Regions from separate parts of the Homo sapiens genome. Here region 2 is linked to region 1. A link is an interaction called in ENCODE POLR2A ChIA-PET data of the cell type or tissue named here. Cell type or tissue: HCT116. All regions are shown on one strand. Region 1 has its middle 12 kb from the start of RPS26. Region 2 overlaps PYM1 (PYM1 exon junction complex associated factor).

What was found. Peaks named below come from ENCODE experiments on the same cell type or tissue, not always from the same donor. Only the 100,000 strongest peaks of a DNase experiment are listed, where the experiment ranks them.
Region 2: POLR2A ChIA-PET joins it to region 1 with 5 read pairs; 9 of 35 experiments call an interaction of 5 or more read pairs at or near these places.

What each region holds. Positions count from the first base shown.
Region 1 is chr12:56,051,070-56,056,069 of GRCh38, forward strand. No RefSeq gene overlaps it. Among named protein-coding and RNA genes, the nearest start is that of RPS26, 12 kb to the left of the region's middle. In HCT116, no CTCF peak of the experiment used is centred here; no DNase peak of the experiment used is centred here.
Region 2 is chr12:55,917,295-55,922,294 of GRCh38, forward strand. All of the region lies in intron 1 of PYM1 (PYM1 exon junction complex associated factor), which reads right to left. All of the region lies in intron 1 of LOC124902941 (a long non-coding RNA gene), which reads right to left. Among named protein-coding and RNA genes, the nearest start is that of PYM1, 8.1 kb to the right of the region's middle. In HCT116, no CTCF peak of the experiment used is centred here; a DNase peak (open chromatin) is centred at 1,947.

The sequences.
Region 1 (5,000 bases):
TTGTTTTTTGTTTGTTTGTTTGTTTTTGTAGACACGAGATCTCACTCAACTAGCAGGGGAGGCTTGTCTTGAACTTCTGAGCTCAAGCAATCCTCCCACCTTGGCCTCTGAAAGTGCTGGGATTACAGGCACGAGCCACTGCCTCTGGCACCAGGTTACTATAATTATTTTACTTTATAGACTTATCAACTGTTTTACCTTTTTAACTCTTTTGTAATAACAGTTTAAAACACAAACACTTTGTACAGCTGTACAAAAATATTTCTTTCTTTATATCTTTATTCTATAAGCTTTTTTCTATTTTAAAAATTCTTGATCTTTTTACTTAAAATTTTTTTTGGCCGGGTGCAGTGGCTCACGCCTGTAATTCCAGCACTTTGGGAGGCCGAGGCAGGCAGATCACAAGGTCAAGAGATTGAGACCATCCTGGCCAACATGGTGAAACCCCATCTCTACTAAAAATACAAAAATTAGCTGGGCGTGGTGGTGTGCGTCTATAGTCCCAGCTACTCGGGAGGCTGAGGTAGAAGAATCACTTGAACCTGGGAGGCAGAGGTTGCAGTGAGCCGAGATCCTGCCACTGCACTCCAGCCTGGCAACAGAGCAAGACTCTGTCTCAAAAAAAAAAAAAATTATTAAAGACTAAGACATGGGCCGGGCGCAGTGCCTCACACCTGTAATCCCAGCACTTTGGGAGACCAAGGTGGGTGGATTGCTTGAGGCCAGGAATTCGAGAGCAGCCTGGGCAACATGGTGAAACCCTGTGTCTACTAAAGTACAAAAAAATAGCCAGGCATGGTGGCACGCACCTGTCATCTCAGCTACTCGGGAGGCTGAAGCACAATAATCGCTTGAACCCAGGAGGCAGAGGTTCCAGTGAGCCGAAATGGCGCAACTGCACTCCAGCCTGGGTGACAAAGCAAAACTCTGTCTCAAAAAATAAAAAATAAAAATAAAAACTAAGACATGTCCGGGCACGGTAGCTCATGCCTATAATCCCAGCACTTTGGGAAGGCCAGGATGGGAGGACTGCTTGAGTCCAGGAGTTCAAGACCAGCCTGGGCAACATGGTGAAACCCCTGTCTCTACAAAAAAAAAAAAAAAAAAAAAAAATAGCCAGGTATGGTAGCGTGTGCCTCTCTCGTCCCAGCTACTCGGAAGGGTAAGGTGACAGGATCGCTTGAGCCCAGAGGCAGACATTACAGTGAGCTGAGATCACACCAGTGCACTCCAGCTTGGGCAACAGAGGAAGACCTTTTCTCAAAAGAAAAGAAAAGAGGCCAGGCACGGTGGCTCACGCCTGTAATCCCAGCACTTTGGGAGGCCGAGGTGGGCAGATCACGAGGTCAGGAGATCGAGACCATCCTGGCTAACACAGTGAAACCCCCGTCTCTACTAAAAATACAAAAAAATTAGCCAGGCGTGGTGGCAGGCGCCTGTAGTCCCAGCTACTCGGGAGGCTGAGGCAGGAGAATGGCATGAACCCGGGAGGCAGAGCTTGCAGTGAGCCGAGATTGTGCCACTGCACTCTCGCCTGGGTGACAGAGCGAGACTCCATCTCAAAAAAAAAGGAAAAGACAACTAAGACATGAACACATACATTAGCCTAGGCCTACCCAGGGACGGGATCATCAATCCACCCGCCTGGGCCTCCCACCTCCACATCTTGTCCCACTGGAAGATCTTCAGGGGCAATAACACTCACCTTTTGTGATAACATGCCTTTTTCTGGAATACCTCCTAAAGACCTGCCGGAGGCTGTTTCACAGTTAACTGGTTTCTTTTTTTTTTTTCTTTTTTTTTTTTTTTGAGACGGAGTTTTGTTCTTGTTGTCCAGGCTGGAGTGCAATGGCACAATCTCAACTCGCTGCAACCTCTGTCTCCTGGCTTCAAGCGATTCTCCTGCCTTGGCCTTCCAAGTAGCTGGGACTACAGGTGTGCGCCACCATGCCCGGCTAATTTTTTGTATTTTTAGTAGAGATGGGGATTTCACCATGTTGGCCAGGCTGGTCTTGAACTCCTGACCTCAGGTGATCCACCCACCTCGGCCTCCTAAGGTGCTGGGGTTACAGGTATGAGTCACTGTGCCTGACCAACTTGTTTCTTTTAAGCAGAAAGAGTACACTCTAAAATAACGATCAAAATAAATAGGTAAACCAGGCTGGGCGTGGTGGCTCACACCTGTAATCCCAGTACTTTGGGAAGCTGAGGCAGGTGGATCACGAGGTCAGGAGTTCAAGACCAGCCTAGCCAAGAAGTGAAACCCCGTCTCTACTAAAAATACGAAAAATTAGCCGGGCATGGTGGCAGGCACCTGTAATCCCAGCTACTCGGGAGGCTGAGGTAGAAAACTGCTTGAATCCAGGAGGCAGAGGTTGCAGTCAGCCGAGATCTCACCACTGCACTCCAGCCTGGGCGACAGATCGAGACTCCATTTCAAAAAAAATAAACAACTAACATCAGTCACTTTCTTGGGATAGTCCCTCCTATCCGGGAAGTTAACTCAGGAGACCAAACTATAAAACTAAGGCTTGTTTCATCAGCACAGGATTAGGGCTGGAGTAGTAAATTGCTCCTCTACTCTAGGGACAGTTTTATCTAGGAAAGATAATCATTTCTGTATAAACACAACAAGCTCTCTATGACTCTATAAACAAGATACACTTCTAGTAATCATTCTTTTTTGTTTTTGTTTCTTGGGGGTTTTTTATTGAGATGGAGTCTCACTCTTGCCAGATTGAAGAGCAGTGGCACCATCTCAGCTCACTGCAACCTCTGCCTCCTGGGTTCAAGCGATTCTTCTTGCCTTAGCCTCCCGAGTAGTTGGGATTGCAGGCATGTGCCACCATGCCCAGCTAATTTTCTAGTAATCTTTCTTTTCTTTTTTTTTTTTTTTTGAGACAGAGTCTTGCTCTGTCACCAGGCCTGAGTGCAGTGGCGCGATCTTGGCTCACTGCAACCTCCGCCTCCCGGGTTCACGCCATTCTCCTGCCTCAGCCTCCTGAGTAGCTGGGATTACAGGCACCCACCACCACGCCCAGCTAATTTTTTTTTTTTTTTTTTTTTTTTTTGGAGACAGAGTCTCACTCTGTCGCCCAGGTTGGAATGCAGTTGCGTGATCTCGGCTCACTGCAACCTCCGCCTCCCGGGTTCAAGCAATCCTCTGCCTCAGCCTCTCAAGTAGCTGGGATTACAGGCATCCGCCACCACACTCGACTAATTTTTGTATTTTTAGTAGAGAAGGGGTTTCACCATGTTGGCCAGGCTGGTCTTGAACTCCTGACCTTGTGATCCACCTGCCTCGGCCTCCCAAAGTGCTGAGATTACAGGCGTGAAACACCGTGCCTGGCCTAATTTTTATATTTTTAATAGAGACAGGGTTTCACCATGTTGGCCAGGATGGTCTCGATCTCCTGACCTTGTGATCCGCCCGCCTCAGCCTCCCAAAGTGCTAGGATTACAGGCGTCAGCCACCATGCCCGACCGTTTTCTAGTAATCTTTCTAAATTCTCCTCTTAAAAAACAATTACAGCATGTAATCCCAGCACTTTGGGAGGCCGAGGCAAGCGGATCAGGAGGTCAGGAGGTTGAGACCATCCTGGCTAACATGGTGAAACCGTCTCTACTAAACATACAAACAATTAGCCGGACATGGTGGCATACGCCTGTAGTCCCAGCTACTCAGGAGGCTGAGGCAGGAGAATCGCTTGAACCTGGAGGCGGAGGTTGCAATGAGCCAAGATCATGCCACTGCATTCCAGCCTGGGCGACAGAGCGAGACTCCGTCTAAAAAAAAAAAAAAAAATTACACATGCATTTGCTATGTTTGTGCATGGAATATTTCCAGAATGATTCTCAAGAAACTATTAACAGTTGTTGCCTCCAGGGAAAAGAAATGGGTGACTGGAGGGCAAATGGAAGAGAGATTTCTTTTTCAGTGCTGTGGTACTTGTTCAGGCCACCATTATCTCTCACCTAGATTATATTGGGGCCTCCTACCTGGCCTTCTTGCCTCTATTCTTGTCCACCACAGTTCTTTTACCACACAGCAACAAGACTGATTGTTTTAGTTTAGTTTAGTTTCTGAGACAGAGTCTCACTCTATCACCCAGGCTGGAATGCAGTGGTGCAATCTTGGCTCACAGCAACCTCCACCTCCCAGGTTCAGCGATTCCCCTGCCTTAGTCTCCAAGTAGCTGGGATTATAGGCATGTGCCACCACACCCAGCTGATTTTTTTTTTTTTTTTTTTTTTTTTTTTTTTTAGCAGAGATGGGTGTCTCACCATGTTGGCCAGGCTGGTCTTGAACTCCTGACCTCAAGTGATCCATCCGCCTCTGCCTCCCAAAGTGCTGGGATTACAGGCATGAGCCACCACACCCAGCGAAGGCTGATTATTTTAAAAAGCAAACCACTGCCAGGTGCAGTGGCTCACACCTGTAATGCCAGTGCTGCAGGAGGATCCCTTAAGCCCAGGAGTCCCAGACCAGTCTGATCAACATGGTGAAACCTCGTCTCTACAAAAAAAATTTTTTAAATTAGCCAGGTGTGGTGGTGTATGACTGTAGTCTCAGCTATTGGGGAGGCTGAGGTGGGAGGATCCCTTGAGCCTGGGAGGTCGAGGCTGCAGTGAGCCAAGATAGTGCCACTGCACTCCAGTCTGGGCAACAGAGCAAGATCCTGACTCTTAAAAAAGAAAAAAAAAAAGGGCTGGGAGTGGGGCCTCACGCCTGTAATCCCAGAACTTTGGGAGGCCAAGGCAGTAGATCATGAGGTCAGGAGTTTGAGACCAGCCTGGCCAACATAGTGAAACCCCATCTCTACTAAAAATACAAAATTAGTCAGGTGTGGTGGCACATGCCTGTAGTCCCAGCTACTCAGGAGGCTGAGGCAGGAAAATCGCTTGAACCTGGGAGGCGGAGGTTGTGGTGAGCCGAGATCACACCACCGCCCTCCAGCCTGGGCAACAGAGCTAGACTCCATCTCAAAAAAAAAACAAAA
Region 2 (5,000 bases), 130 kb before region 1:
CCTATAATCTCAGCTACTTGGGAGGCTGAGGCAAGAGATCACTTGAACCCAGGAGGCAGAGGTTGCAGGGAGCCAAGGTCGCACCATTGCACTCCAGCCTGGGCAACAAGAGCAAGACTCCATCTCAAAACAAAAAAAAATTAATTAATTAAATAAAAAGTAGTCTGTCACAGCCATAAAGAGCAAAATAATGTCCTTTGTAGCAACATGGATGCAGCTGAGGGCCATTATCCTAAGCAAATTAACACAGGAACAGAAAACCAAATACTGCATGTTCTCACTTATAAGTAGGAGCTAAACACTGGGTACTCACGGACATAAAGATGGCAGCAACAGACATTGGGGATTATTAGAGGCGGGCACGGGTTTAAAAACTATCTACTGGGGCCAGGCACAGTGGCTCACGCCTGTAATCCCAGCACTTTGGGAGGCCAAGCTAGATGGATCGCCTGAGGTCAGGAGTTGGAGACCAGCCTGGCCAACACGGTGAAACCCCAACTCTACTAAATACAAAACTCAGCCGGTCATGGTGGTGCATGCCTGTAATCCCAGCTACTTGGGATGCTGAGGCAGGAGAATCACTTCAACCCGGGAGATAGAGGTTGTAGTGAGCCAAGATCACACCACTGAACTCCAGCCTGGGCAACAAAGCAAGACTCCATCACAAAAAACAAACAAACAAACAAAAAAAAAACTTAACTATTGGGTACTAAGCTCACTATCTGGGTGATGGGATCACTCATACCCCAAACCTCAGCATCACATAATTATACCCATGTAACAAACCTACACATTTTCTTTTTTTTTTTTTTCTTTTTTTTGAGACGGAGTCTCGCTCTGTCGCCCAGGCTAGAGTGCAGTGGCGTGATCTCGGCTCACTGCAAGCTCCGCCTCCCGGGTTCACGCCATTCTCCTGCCTCAGTCTCCCGAGTAGCTGGGACTACAGGTGCCCGCCACCATGCCCGGCTAAGTTTCTTTTGTATTTTTAGTAGAGATGGGGTTTCACCGTGTTAACCAGGATGGTCTCAATCTCCTGACCTCATGATCCGCCCGCTTCGGCCTCCCAAAGTGCTGGGATTACAGGCGTGAGCCACTGCGCCCAACCACAAACCTGCACATTTTCTAAATCTAAAATAAAAATGGAAATCAACAAATAGGCCAGGCATGGTGGCTCACGTCTGTAATCCCAGCACACTAGGAGGCTGACGTAGGAGGATCACTTGAGCCCAGGAGTTCAAGACCATCCTGGGTAAGATGGTAAGACCTCCATCTCTATAAAAAATTTAAAAATTAGGCTGGACATGGTGGCTTACACCTGTAATCCCAGCACTGGGAGGCCAAGGCGGGTGGATCACCTGAGGTCAGGAGTTTGAGGCCAGCCTGGCCAACACGGTGAAACCCCGTCTCTACTAAAAATACAAAAATTAGCTGGGCGTGGTGGCACGTGCCTGTAGTCCCAGCTACTTGGGAGGCTGAGACAGGAGAATCGCTTGAACCTGAGAGGCAGAGGTCGCACTGAGCCGAGATTGCACCACTGCACTCCAGCCTGGGCGACAGAGCAAGCGTCCATCTCAAAAAAACAAAAATAAAAAAGGTAGTCCTATCATTTAATCACATTTCCCAAAGCTTTTGTTATGTAAAATACTACTCCCATAAGATATTAAACAGGGGTTATCCCTAAAAATTGTTAAATAAGTTTGGGAAATTCTGGGTTAAACACCAAAAAAGATTTTGCGTTTGTTTTTTTTAACAGCAAGGCTTAAATGAGTTACTATGTTCTTATTCAGGTACATATGCAAGATGGGAATATGGTTTACAGTGTTTCTCAAAATTTGTGCACAGAAACATTATTTGCATTTTATTTTATTTATCTTTGAGATGAGGTCACTGTCACCCAGGCTGGAGTGCAATAGCTGGACCTTGACTCACTGCAGTCTCCACCTCCCAGGCTCAAGCAATTCCTCCCACCTCAGCCTCCCAAGTAGTTGGGACTACAGGAGTGTGTGTGTCACCACACCCAGTTAATTTTTTGTATTTTTAGTAGAGACGAGGTTTTGCCATGTTGCCCAGGCTGGTCTCGAATTCCTGGGCTCAAGCAATCCACCCGCCTCAGCCTCCCAAAGTGTTGAGGTTACAGGCGTGAGCCACCACTCCCGGCCTCTATTTTAGTTATTTATTTTGTGTCACATCTCAGAAGATTACTAGGTGTTTCAAGGATTCATATTTTAGAAAATAACAGCCAATCTTAACAGTATAATTCAAAATATGTCATTTTACCTTAATGTTATATATGCATATGTGCTTAGAAAAACTAGGCTGGGGGCCAGGCATGGTGGCTCACGTCTATAATCCCAGCACTTTGGGAGGCCAAGGCAGGCAGATCACCTGAGGTCAGGAGTTCGAGACCAGCCTGGCCAACACGGTGAAACCCCATCTCTAACTAAAAATACAAAAAAATAGCTGGGCATAGTGGTGCGTGCCTGTAATCTCATCTATTTGGGAGGCTGAGGCAGAATAGCTTGAGCCCAGTTGGCAGAGCAGAGATCGCGTCACTGCACTCCAGTCTGGGTGACTGGAGACAGAGCAAGACTCCGTCTCAAAAAAAAAAGAAAAAGAAAAAAGAAAAACTAGGCTGGGTGCAGTGGCTCATGCCTGTAATCCCACCACTTTGGAAGGCCATGGTGGGAGCACTGCTTGTGAAAATGAGTTTGAGAACAGCCTGGGCAACATAGCTCTATAAAAAAATTCAAAAATTAGCCAGCCATGGTGGCGCATGCCTGTAGTACTAGTACCAGCTACTCAGGAGGAGGAGGCAGGAGAATTGCTTGACCCCAACAGTTAAGACTACAGCAAGCTATGACTGTGCCACTGTACACTAACCTGGGCAACAGAGCAAGACCTTGTCTCTTTAAAAAAAAAAAAGGAAAAGAAAAACTAGTTGCTCATGCCTATAATCCCAACACTTCAGGAGGCCAAGGTGAGAGGATCACTTGAACCCAGGAGTTGGAGACCTGCCTGGGAAACATAGCAAGACCTCATCTTACAGATAATTTAAAAAATCAGGCCGAGCACGGTGGCTCATGCCTGTAATTCTAGCATTCTGGGAGGCCAAGGTGGGCGATCCTTTGAGGCCAGGAGTTCAAGACCAGCCTAGACAACATGGTAAAACACCATCTCTACTAAAAATACAAAAATTACCTGGGAGTGGGGGTGCATGCCTGTAATTCCAGCTACTCGGGAGGCTGAGGCAGGAGAATCACTTGAGCCCAGGAGGTGGAGATTGTAGTGAGCAGAGATCGCACCACTGCACTCCAGCCTGGTGACAAAGCGAGACTCCGTCTCAAAAAAAAAAAAAGAAAAAAAAAGAAAAAGAAAATAACCCTAAATGCCGAAAAAGATGCATGCACAAAAACATTCTAGTGTTCTTATAATAAAAATTCTGAAAACAATCTAAAAGTCCAATAACAGAAGAAAGTAAGATAGGGTGCATGCCCAAACTATAAAACACTCTGCCAGTATTTTAAAAGATGTTTACAGAGTTTTTAATAGCAAGGAAAAACATTTACCTCATAAGGCTAAATGAAAAGGCAAGATATAAAAATGTATATACCATCTGGTTCTGCTATGTTTAAAACAGTTTAGAAAGATATATGCCATATATAACAGCAGACTCTGGGTTGATGAATTAATATTGAACAAAAATTACATAACTAAATTTGCACTTAAGAAGCAGTAATCTGGTAGCAGTGTATCTGTAGAAATGAAACAAGAGAGGGACTGGAAATACGATGACCAGTTTAGGAGGTCACAGTAATATTTGCAGAACAACAGAAACTAGAATTTTAGCAGGCACTTGGAATGGCCCAAGTACTATGCCTGGTACTTGGCCATATATAGTAATTTCTTCTAACCCATACAATGACCCTTACATAATAGTAATAATTATAGAACAATGTGTTGGACACTTTTTATGTGCCAAACATGTAAATTACTTTATTTAAATTTTAATACGCATAATAATCCTGTGTTGCAGGAGTTATTCCAATTTCATTGATGAGAAAACTAAGACTTAGATTCCCAAGGCTATATAGCTAACAAGTACTGTAGATGGGATAAGGGTAACAGCAGTAGGAATAAAAGAATGATATTTTGATAACTGATATACATGAGGAGGGCAAGAGAGAAGTAAAAGATGATAATAAAAATAATCATAAAAAAATAAAACTCCCATAAATAAAAAAAAATACTCCCATAGAAATAAAAACACCTAGTGATCAGATCTTAGTTTTTAACATTACTCTTTAGTAAAAAGAACAAGGGCTTCTTGGAGAAATGGCAGACCGCAGGACTGGAGCAGAGAACAAAATCATACCTGCAATGATGGCAAATGTCAAAGGGAGATGGGCCAAGTAAAAAACTAAAAGAGTTCCCAATGTTCAAAACTGGAACATTTGAGCAATAAAGCAAATAAAATAGTATTGGATTATAACCTAACATATAAAATACACATCTATAAGTCCATATTGATATACATAAATTAATAAAGGAAAAGAAAAAAATCTCCTGGGCAGAAAAATGCCAAATAGTGTGTTTTTTTAATTGTTTTTTGAGACAGCCTCTCACTGAGGATGGAGTACAGTGGCACAATCACGGCTCAATGCAGCCTCAGCCTCCCTGGCTCAATCTTCCCCTCTGAGGCTCCCTGAGTAGCTGGGACCACAGGTGTGTGCCACCTTACCCAGCTCGTTTTTTTTTTAAATCTTTTTGTAGATAAGAGGTCTTGCTATGTTGCTTAGGATGGCCTCAAGCAATCCTCCAGCCTCAGCCTCCCAAAGTGCTGGGATTACAGGCATATGCCACCATGCCCAGCCCTTAATCTCTTTTTTTAAGGAGAGCACAACTCTCTACTCCTTATGCGTGGGCTGGCAATAGTGACTTCCCTACAGTATGGAAAGGAAGGGGGTAAAGCCTAACTTTACAGTGAAGCCTTACAAACAATA